2 separate regions of the Homo sapiens genome follow, and region 2 is linked to region 1. The links are chromatin contacts, found by Hi-C or POLR2A ChIA-PET in ENCODE. All regions are on one chromosome and are shown on one strand. The core of a region is the stretch at or near the end of the contact, and the rest is flanking DNA. Distances in the headings are between cores, read along the strand shown.

What was found. A loop is a pair of places that touch in the nucleus more often than their neighbours do. ChIA-PET counts read pairs that join two places held with the same protein, here RNA polymerase II (POLR2A). Pooled maps may share reads with other maps.
Region 2: a map with no recorded cell type shows a loop between it and region 1 (2.1-fold over the local background). The contact joins the enhancer-like site here to the promoter of ELN-AS1 in region 1. A Hi-C loop is called at or near these places in 3 of 168 maps with a recorded cell type or tissue (CD4-positive, alpha-beta T cell, CD8-positive, alpha-beta T cell and GM12878), 1 of 37 single-sample maps with no recorded cell type and 5 of 50 pooled maps. POLR2A ChIA-PET finds 5 or more read pairs at or near these places in 8 of 52 experiments (AG04450, Caco-2, HCT116 and 4 more).

Annotation. Positions count from the first base shown.
Region 1 is chr7:74,060,277-74,065,471 of GRCh38, reverse strand. ELN-AS1 (ELN antisense RNA 1) reads left to right here and starts at 3,192. Exons shown (of 2, transcript NR_183555.1): 1 at 3,192-3,262. It overlaps ELN (elastin), which reads right to left. Exons shown (of 33, transcript NM_000501.4): 25 at 4,971-5,096; 26 at 4,333-4,371; 27 at 2,248-2,319; 28 at 2,103-2,162; 29 at 1,777-1,851. RefSeq lists a silencer at 3,024-3,216 and enhancers at 3,019-3,313, 2,857-3,357, 3,358-3,858.
Region 2 is chr7:74,130,694-74,136,205 of GRCh38, reverse strand. No RefSeq gene overlaps it. Among named protein-coding and RNA genes, the nearest start is that of EIF4H, 41 kb to the left of the region's middle. RefSeq lists an enhancer at 2,356-3,143. Within about 2 kb of position 2,370, at least 3 of the 41 ENCODE cell types and tissues checked have a DNase peak (open chromatin) inside an H3K27ac peak, as active enhancers do; they include HCT116, where a contact is called at or near this core.

The DNA.
Region 1 (5,195 bases), core at 1,943-4,442:
TGGCTAATTTTTGTATTTTTAGTAGAGACAGGTTTCACCATGTTGGCCAGGCTGGTCGCGAACTCCTGACCTCAGGTGATCCACCTGCCTCGGCCTCCCAAAGTGCTGACATTACAGGTGTGAGCCACTGCACCTGGCTAGGCCCTGTCTTCTGACCTACTCACCCTTTACCGTCTGCCCATGGACTCATCCTCCCAGTCTATCCCCCCATCTCTCCTTCATCTATCCAGCTTCTTGCTCTGTTGCCCAGGCTGGAATGCAGTGGCTTGATCACAGCTCACTGCAGCCCTGAACTCCCGGGTTCAAGTGATCTTCCTGCCTCAGCCTCCCAAGTAGCTGAAACTACAGGCACACACCACGCCCAGCTAATTTTTAAATATTTCGTAGAGGTGGTGGTGGGGGGGGGTCTTGCTACATTGTCCAGGCTGGTCTTGAACTCCTGGCCTCAAGCAATCCACCTACCTAAGCCTCCCAAAGTGTTGGGATTACAGGCATGAGCCACCATGCCCGGCCCCAAAAGTCTTAATTGTTAAGCTCCTACTGTGTGTCTGGTCTTGTGGCACTCACAGGAAGAGCTGTGCAGGCTAGTTTACAGGGGGAGACACAATGACAGCCCAAGAAAGGGGGAAATGGCCACACAAGGTCGGCCACCATGGTGGAGACTTAGGGAAAGCAATTTCTCTCCAAGCTTTGATTTCTTTCTTGGAGAACTGGCATAACCATCATTCTCCTAATTTACTCCCACCGCAGTGGTCAGGTGGGTTGAAAGAGAGAGGAGAGGGGGAGGACTGGGACCCTGGCGGCAAGGGATAGCCCCAGCTCCCGTTTGCCACATTTCTTGTTTTTATTTTGTTTTGGGATGAGGTCTTGCTCTGTTGCTCAGGCTGGAGTGCAGCGGCGTGATCTTGGCTCACTGCAACTTCTGCCTCCTGGGTTCAAGTGATTCTCCTGTCTCAGGCTCCCGAGTAGCTGGGATTACAGGCGTGTGTCACCATGCCCAGCTAATTTATATACATACATACATACATATATATATATATATATATATTTTTTTTTTGAGACGGAGTCTCGCTCTGTCGCCCAGGCTGGAGTGCAGTGGCGCGATCTCGGCTCACTGCAAGCTCCGCCTCCCAGGTTCACGCCATTCTTCTGCCTCAGCCTCCTGAGTAGCTGGGACTACAGGCGTCTGCCACCACGCCCAGCTAATTTTTTGTATTTTTAGTAGAGACGGGGTTTCACTGTGTTAGCCAGGATGGTCTTGATCTGACCTCGTGATCTGCCCACCTCAGCCTCCCAAAGTGCTGGGATCACAGGCGTGAGCCACCATGCCTGGCCTCTTTTCTTTTCTTTCTTTCTTTTTTTTTTTTAGATGACAGGGTCTCACTCTGCTGCCCAAGCTGGAATGCAGTGGTACCATCTCAGCTCACTGCAGCCTCTGCCTCCTGGGCTCAAGCGATCCTCTGGCCTCAGCCTCTCAAGTAGCTGGAAATACAGGTGCCCACCACCACGCCCGGCTTATTTTTGTATTTTTGGTAGAGATGAGGTTTCGCCATGTCACCCAGGCTGGTCTCAAACTCCTCACCTCTAGTGATCCGCCCACCTTGGCCTACTAGAGTGCTGGGATTGCAGGCGTGAGCCACCGCACCTGGCCAAGAGGACATCTTGAGCAAAGACGTGCCAGGGGTGGGAACGAAAGTCTCTGTCTCTGTCTCTGTCTCCATCTCTGTCTCGCATACACACACCACACACACTCACTGATTTCAGAACAACTCTCACCTCCAAGGCCCCCAACACCTGGAACTCCAAGCCCTCCGACTCCGAGTCCTCCGAGCCCAGCGGCTCCCACTAGGCCTGTGGAGACAGCTGAGCATTAGACTCCGCTGGTCAGAAAGGTGGGACTGAAGCCTCGGCCTGTGGAGGGCGGAGGTGTCCTCTGGGGACACAGGTGGAGCCTGAGGTCTCCCCTGGCCTTCGATGGCACAGTGGAGCCAGGAGGTGTCTGGGGCAGGGACTCTGAGTCTACAGTGCCTGGTCAGAAGCTCCTCCCACACCCTGGGGGCCTGGGGGCCTGGCGGCAGCTCCCACCTCCACCCAGTGCTCACCAAACTGGGCGGCTTTGGCAGCAGCTTTGGCTGCGGCAGCGGCGGCGGCGGGTCCGGCTCCTGGGAACACAGACCGAGTTCAGGGAGGCACTCTGTACTGGTTAGATTCCCTCCCCACCCTGCCCCTCCTGGGGTTTCAACTCACCCACCACACCGCCTGGGATGCCTACTCCACCGAGAGCCCCGAGCCCTCCAAGGACCCCAGGCACTGCTGCTCCTGCGGGGAGAGGAGGGAAAATGAGTGTTCCATTTCTGAACGATGGGTCTCCCTGCCCCAGGGACACAAGGCAAGCAGACAGGTGGCAGGGGCCATGTGACACTGTGGAGGAGCAGTGGACAGGAAGTCCAGTCCATATTTTGTTTCATTTTGAGATGGGGTTTTGCTCTGTCACCCCGGCTGGAGTGCAGTGGTACAATCATAGTTCACTGCAGCCTCCAACTCCTGGGCTCATGCGATCCTCCTGCCTTAGCCTCCCGAAGGTGTGAACCACTGTGCCTGGCCTTAAAAGTTCTTTTGTAAGCCGGGTGCGGTGGCTCACACCTGTAATCCCAGCACTTTGGGAGGCTGAGGCTAGTGGATCACCTGAGGTCAGGAGTTTGAGACCAGCCTGGCCAACACGGTGAAACCCTGTTTCTACGAAAAATACAAAAATTAGCCAGGCGTGGTGGCGGGCGCCTGTAATCCCAGCTACTTGGAAGGCTGAGGCAGGAGAATCACTTGAACCCGGGAGATGGAGGCTGCAGGGAGCCAAGATCGTACCACTGCATTCCAGCCTGGGCGACAGAGCAAGACTCTGTCAAAACAAACAAACAAACAAACAAACAACGGTAATAGTATCTACAGCAGGCACTTAACATTTTGAGTGCTTCACACTTAGCAGCCCATTTTTTATGCATTGCAGCAGGAAAGGTAGGCACTATTGTCATTCCCATTTTGCAGATGAGAACGCTGAGGCAGAGCAGAGGTTAAGCAGTGTGCTCAGGGCTTCAGGGACGGGAAGTGGCTGGGGAGCCTGCGCCCTTCGCGGCTCCACCACATGACGTCACTCTGTTTCCCTGGCAATGTCTGTTGACTCAGGCCTGCCAAGCAGTCAGCAGTGAGCAGGGGAGGAGGCCAGGGCTGCTGGGGGTCGGCGCTGAGGAAGCCAGGATTTTCCGAGGTAGAAACTGGCCCCAAGTGGACCTGCCCGGCTGGTTGGTGGATCCCTGGGGGAGTCTTCCACCTCCCACCAACGCTGCTCACAGGAGGCCAGGAATTCAGGGGCTACAGACAGCGTGGGTCTGGCCAGGCAGGGCTGCCAGAGCGCCAAGTGCAGAGGCTGTGGGACTGCCACGTCCTCTGGGCTGGCTCGTGGTGGGAGCGGTCCTGCTGGCAGGACAGGAAGGCGGGCGGGGGCCCGGGGTGCCCAGATGAGGAATACCAGCTCCTTTGCTCGGGCCAGAGAGCTGGGGTGGAGGCAGAGACTGCCCAGACTCCTCATACCCACAGCAGGCCCAGTCCCTTCCTGGACACAGGGACCATGTAACTGTCAGGGTCAGGGCAAGCTTAGGGATGGTGGAATTGCCTCCTGGGGGGCAACTGGGATTTCAAGGGTGTTTTTGGTGGTCACAGGGGTTGAAGGCACCATAAGCATTTAGTGGGCAGGGGCCAGGTTTTTAAACTGTCATAAACGTGTCCTAGAAACTGCCTTTTTCTTTTTCTTTTCTTTTCTTTTTTTGAGATACAGTCTCGCTCTGTCGTCCAGGCCGGAGTGCAGTGGCGTGATCTCGGCTCACTGCAACCTCCATCTCCTGGGTTCAAGCGATTCTCCTGCCTCAGCCTCCCGAGTAGCTGGGATTACAGGTGCCCGCCACCACACCTGGCTAATTTTTGTGTTTTTAGTAGAGATGGGGTTTCACCATATTGGTCAGGCTGGTCTGGAACCCCCGACCTCAGTTGATCTGCCCACCTCGGCCTCCCAAAGTGCTGGGATTACAGGTGCCCGCCACCACGCCTGGCTAATTTTTGAATTTTTAGTAGAGATGGGGTTTAACCATATTGTTCAGGCTGGTCTGGAACTCCTGACCTCAGGTGATCTGCCTGCCTCGGCCTCCCAAAGTGCTGGGATTACAGGTGTGAGCCACCACGCCCGGCCGAAACTGCCTTTTTCTATTGTGACCACCCCAGTCCTGTGCTGTCAGGGATGGTGTGGTGGCAAGGGAGCCACAAGTGGTTGTGGGGTGCACTCACCATATTTGGCTGCTTTAGCGGCAGCCAGGGCTCCAGGTACTGGGGAGAAAGAAAAGTTGGGGAGTGGTCAGGAGCCGAGCTCTGTGCCTGGGAGTTCTGCCGCCTCCTCTAGAGAGCCCTCCCTGACTTCCTTGGCCTCTATTGCTTCCTCAAAGCCCTGAAGCTGTACAGGCACAGAGCTTTAGGGCTGAACAGTGCCTCCACCTTCCGTCTGCCCCTTCCTTCTCTCCCCAGGCCTAGCATGGACTGCCTGAGGCTGGGCACAGAGTGGGGCTCAGTCACCAGCTGGTGAAGAACTGGAGTTCCTAGTGGTCCCCTGGCCACAGAGCACTGCTGAAGGGGAGCCAGGCTGATCTACCTGCTCCTTCCCTGGTTGGAGGGCAGGCTTTTTCTCAGTCTGGAGCCCTGCCACCCCTCTACTGAGGAGGCAGATACTCTGCAATTGGGCAGCCTGGGGTCCCTTGGCCTGGTCTGCCCTCCTCCCGCTATCTGTTACCCCCAGATGCTTAGGAGAACCTAACAAGGATTTTACTATGCACCCCTGGGTGATGAGGGGGTGCTGGGGAGGTGCTGAGAGGAGGAGGGATCTCCTTCCCTGAGCTCAGGGGACAGGCTCCGCCTAACTCCCTCATCTGCACCTGCCCCGAAGCCAGGAACACCAGCACCAACTCCAAGTCCAGGAACACCAGCACCAACTCCAAGTCCAGGGACGCCGACACCAACTCCAAGTCCAGGGATGCCAGCACCAAGCCCAGCTGCAGCTCCTGCAGACAGAGGGCAGTGGTGGCGACAGCAGGCAGGGAGCATGCCCCTAAGGAGGTGTCCTGCCCAGGGAGCTGAGCCTAGTCCCAGAGGAAGGGGCC
Region 2 (5,512 bases), core at 1,121-3,620, 72 kb before region 1:
GGACGGAGCGAGACTCCGTCTCAAAAAAAAAAAAAAAAAAAAATTTAAGTAAAAAAATTTGAATATAATAAACTAGTTGCAGCGGGTGCAGTGGCTCATGCCTGTAATCAGTCCCAGCACTTTGAGAGGCTGAGGCGAGTGATCACAAGGTCAAGAGATCGAGACCATCCTGGCCAACACGGTGAAACCCTGTCTCTACTAAAAATACAAAAATTAGCTGGACGTGGTGGCCTGCGCCTGTAGTCCCAGCTACTCAGGAGGCTGAGGCAGGAGAATCGCTTGATCCCAGGAAGTGGAGGTTGCAGTGAGCTGGGATTGCGCCACTGTACTCCAGCCTGGCGACAGAGTGAGTCTCAAAAAATAAAAAATAAAAAAAAAATTACTTAACATAAGTAAAGTATTTCCCTGAGCTCTGTGAGCCATTCTAGAAAATTATCTAACTCCAGGAGAGGGTTTTTGGAAACCCCAGCTTTTAAAAAAATTATTTCTTGGGGCCGGGTGCAGTGGCTCACGCCTGTAATCCCAGCACTTTGGGAGGCCAAGGTGGGCGGATCACGAGGTCAGGAGATGGAAACTATCATGGTTAACACGGTGAAACCTTGTCTCCACTAAAAATACAAAAAATTAGCCGGGCGTGGTGGCGGGCGCCTGTAGTCCCAGCTGCTCGGGAGGCTGAGGCAGGAGAATAGTGTGAACCCGGGAGGCGGAGCTTGCAGTGAGCCAAGATCGCGCCATTGCACTCCAGCCTGGGCGACAGAGCGGGACTCCATCTCAAAATATAATAAAATAAATAAATAAAAATTATTTCTTTATATTTATTTATTTATTTTTGTTTCAACAGGTTTTTGGGGAACAGGTGAACAGGTGGTATTTGGTTACATAAATAAGTTCTTTTTTTTATTTTGTATTTTTTTTTTAGACAGAGTCTCGCTCTGTCACCCAGGCTCGAGTGCAGTGGCTTGATCTCAGCTCATTGCAAGCTCTGCCTCCCAGGTTCAAGTGACTGTCCTGCCTCAGCCTCCTGAGTAGCTGGGATTACAGGCATGTGTTACCATTCCTGGCTAATTTTTGTATTTTTTTAGTAGAGGCAGGTTTTCGTCATGTTGGCCAAGTTTTTTTTGTTTTTGTTTTTTTTTTAATAGAAATATGGTCTCACTATGTTGCGCTGGTTGGTCTTGAATTTCTGGGCTCAAGCAGTCCTGCCACTTAGGCCTCCCAAAGTGCTGGGATTACACATGTGAACCATCACACCCGACCTGAAAGCAAGCTTATCAGGAAAATAAAGGAATAGCCGGGCGCAGTGGCTCACGTCTGTAATTCCAGCACTTTGGGAGGCTGAGGCAGGTGGATCACCTGAGGTCAGGAGTTCGAGACCAGCCTGGCCAACCTGGTGAAACTCCATCTCTATTAAAAATACAAAAATTAGCTGGGTGTGGTGGTGCATACCTGTAATTCCAGCTACTCGGAAGGCTGAGGCAGGAGAATTGCTTGAACCTGGGAGGCAGAGGTTGCAGTGAGTCAAGATTGTGCCACTGCACTCCAGCCTGGGCAACAGAGCGGGACTCTGTCTCGAAAAAGAAAAAAAAAAAAAGAATAGGAAAGGAATAAAGAGTGACTCCTCCATAGGCAGAGCAGTGGCATGGGCTGCTTGACTGAGTATACTTACAGTTATTTCTTCATTCTATGCTAAACGAAGTATGGGTTATTCATGAGTTTTCCAGGAAAGGGCAGGGATTTCCCAGAACTGAGGGTTCTTCCTTCTTTTAGACCATATAGGGTAACTTCCGGGTGTTGCCGTGGCACTTGTAAACTGTCATAGTCCTGGTGGGAGTGTCTTTTAGCATGGTAATGTATTATAATTAGTGTATAATGAGCAGTGAGGATGACCAGAGGTCAGTTTCATCACTGTTGGTGGGTTTTGGGGCTGGCTTCTTTACTGCGTCCTGTTTTTGTTTTCTTTTTTTTTTTTTTTTTTGGGATGGAGTCTCGCTCTGTTGCCCCGTCTGGAGTGCAGTGGTGCGATCCTGGCTCACTGCAACTTCTGCCTCCCGAGTTCAAGCAATTCTCTTGCCTCAGCCTCCTGAGTAGCTGGGAGTACAGGTGCCTGCCACCATGTCTGGGTAATTTTTGTATTTTTGGTAGAGACAGGGTTTCACCATGTTGGCCAGGCTGGTCTTGATCTCCTGGCATCAAGTGATTTGCCCGCCTCAGCCTCCCAGAATGCTGGGATTACAGGAGTGAGCCACTGTGCCCTGTCAGCATCCTGTTTTATCAGCAGGGTCTTTGTGACCCGTATCTTGTGATACCAGTCCTGCCAACCTTCTGTCTCATCCTGTGAATAAGAATGTCTCACCTACTGGGAATGCAGCCCAGCAGGTCTCAGCCTCATCTTACCCAGCCCCTATTCAAGATAGAGTCACTCTTTTTCAAATGCTTCCTTCCAAAAACAAAGGATAACAGGCTGGGCGCAGTGGCTCATGTCTGTAATCCCAGCAGTTTGGGAGGCTGAGGTGGGCAGATCACTTGAGGTCAAGAGTTTGAAACCAGCCTGGCCAACATGGTGAAACCCCGTCTCTACTAAAAATACAAAAATTAGCTAGGGGTGGTGGCACATGCCGATAATCCCAGCTACTCGGGAGGCTGAAGCAGGAGAATCACTTGAGCCCAGGAGGCGGAGGTTGCAGCGAGCCGAGATGCCATCACTCTACTGCAGCCTGTCCAGCAGAGTGAGACTCTGTCTCAAACACACACACACACACACACACACACACACACACACACACACACACACACCACAAAGGATAACAGGAGACAGGAAAATTAGAGGACCATCTGAATCTTAATGTTTTCAAGGTGATTGCAAAAAAAAAGGGGAGAGACAAAGAAGATATGAAGTATTCTGTAAAATGTAAAAAAAAAAAGTCTAAGACCTCAGTAGAGAAAATTATGAAATATTTGTTCACAAAACTTATGCATTTTTTTTTTTGAGACGTAGTTTCGCTCTTGTTGCCCAGGCTGGAATGCAATGGCACAATCTCATCTCTCTGCAACTTTCGCCTCCCGGGTTCATTGATTCTCCTGCCTCAGCCTCCTGAGTAGCTGGGATTACAGGCATGCACTACCACACCCGTCTAATTTTGTATTTTTAGTAGAGATGGGGTTTCACCATGTTGGCCAGGCTGGTCTCGAACTTCTGACCTCAGGTGATCCACCAGCCTCGGCCTCTCAAAGTGCTGGGATTACAGGTGTGAGCCACTGTGCCTGGCCTTCCCGTCTCTCTTTTTTAGTATATCTGCTGCCAAAGGGAGCACCCGTCTCTCTTTTTAAAAAAAAAGAAGGAAGGGGCCGGGCGCGGTGGCTCACGCTCACGCCTGTAATCCCAGCACTTTGGGAGGCCGAGGTGGGCGGATCATGAGGTCAGGAGATCGAGACCATCCTGGCTAACACGGTGAAACCCTGTCTCTACTGAAAATACAAAAAATTAGCTGGGCGTGGTGGCGGGCGCCTGTAGTCCCAGCTACTCAGGAGGCTGAGGCCGGATAATCGATTTAACTTGGGAGGTGGAGCTTGTAGTGAGCTGAGGTCCCGCCACTGCACTCCAGCCTGGGCGACAGAGCAAGACTCCGTCTCAAAAAAAAAAAAAAAAAAAAAAAAAAGGAAGGGAGGGCGGGAAGGAGGAAGGGAGGAAGGGAGGGAGGAAGGGAGGGAGGAAGGCAGGCAGAAGATCTGAAGAAACATGAGTGGCCACTAAACACGTAAAGATGCTCAACTATAGAGGAAATCAGGGAAACTCAAATTAGTACCACAGTAAGATACTGTATTGTACCTGTTAGTCTGTAAAAAATTAAAAAGATCTGGACAACGAAGAATCTGATATACTGCAAGTGAGACCATAAATCACTAGAACTGCTTTGAGAAACAATTTGGCACTTTTCTTCCTTTCTTTTCTTTTCTTTTTTTTTTTTTTTTTTTTTTTTTTCATGAGACAGGGTCTGGCTCTGTCACCCAGGCTGCAGCACAGTGGTGCAATCATAGCTTACTAGCTTACTGTAGCCTTGAACTCCTGGGCTCAAGCAATCCTCCTGCCTCAGCTTCCCAAAGTACTGGGATTACAGATGTAAGTCACCTTACCTGGCCTTTTTCTTTTTTCTTTGTTTTTGAGCTGGAGTCTTGCTCTGTTGCCCAGGCTGGAGTGCAGTGGAGCAATCTTGGTTCACTGCAACCTCCGACTCCTGGGTTCAAGTGATCCTCCTGCCTCAGGCTCCTGAGTAGCTGGAATTACAGTGATCCGTCCCAAAGTGCTGGGATTACGGGCATGAACCTCCGCACCTGGCCTTTTTTTTTTTTTAAATTTATAGAGGAAAAGGCTGGTCGAGGTGGTGTGGTGGCTCACTCCTGTAATCCCAGTACTTTGGGAGGCCGAAGCAGGCAGATCACTTGAGGCCAGGAGTTTGAGACCAGCCTGGCCAACATGGTGAAACCCCGTCTCTACAAAAAATACAAAAATTAGCCAGGTGGTGGCTGGTGCCTGTAATCCTAGCTACTCGGGAGGCTGAGGCAGGAGAATCGCTTGAACTCAGGAGGTGGAGGTTGCAGTGAGCTAAGATTGTACCACTGCACTCCAGACTGGGTGACAGAGTGAAACTCTGTCTCAAAAAAATAAAAAATAGTATAATTTAAATCCCCAAATAGGATAATTGACTTTTTTTTTTCTGTGCCACCACGCCTGTCTAATTTTTGTATTTTTAGTACAGACGGGGGTTTCACTATGTTGGCCAGGCTGGTCTCGAACTTCTGACCTCAGGTGATCCACCTGCCTTGGCCTCCTAAAGTGCTGGGATTACAGGCGTGAAGCACCAAGCCCAGCTGAGTTTGGAGCTTTAAACAAAAGAGATCCACCAGCATAAGCCCTAGTCGAATGATCTATTGATCATTAAGTGTTGCCCTGTTTATGGAAGATTTACCAATACTTGAAAAACGACTTTAATTTGGTATTGGAGCTTCTTTTTTTTTTTTTTTTCCTGAGACAGAGTCTCGCTCTGTCGCCTGGGCTGGAGTGCAGTAGCGCGATCTTGGCTTACTGCAACCTCCGCCTCCCAGGTTCAAGTGACTCTCCTGCCTCAGCCTCCCGAGTACCTGGGATTACAGGCGCACGCCTCTATGCTGAGCTAATTTTTATTGTATTTTTAGTAGAGACGGGGTTTCACCATGTTGGCCAGGCTGGTCTCGAACTCCTGACCTTGTGATTCGCCTGCCTCGGCCTCCCAAAGTGCTGGGATTACAGGCGTGAGCCACCGTGCCCGGCCTGGAACTTCTTAAAGTAGAGTTTTGAAGTTTTTTGTGAGCAGTTTTGGACCAATCCCAGAAGGAAACGTAGCATATTTTATATGCACATGATTTCTCTACTGTGTTAACTCTGCAGCTTTTAAAACATTTTTATTTTTAGAGACAGGGTCTTGCCATGTTGTCCATGCTGGTCTCAAACTCCTGAGCTCAGCAATTTGCTGGTCTC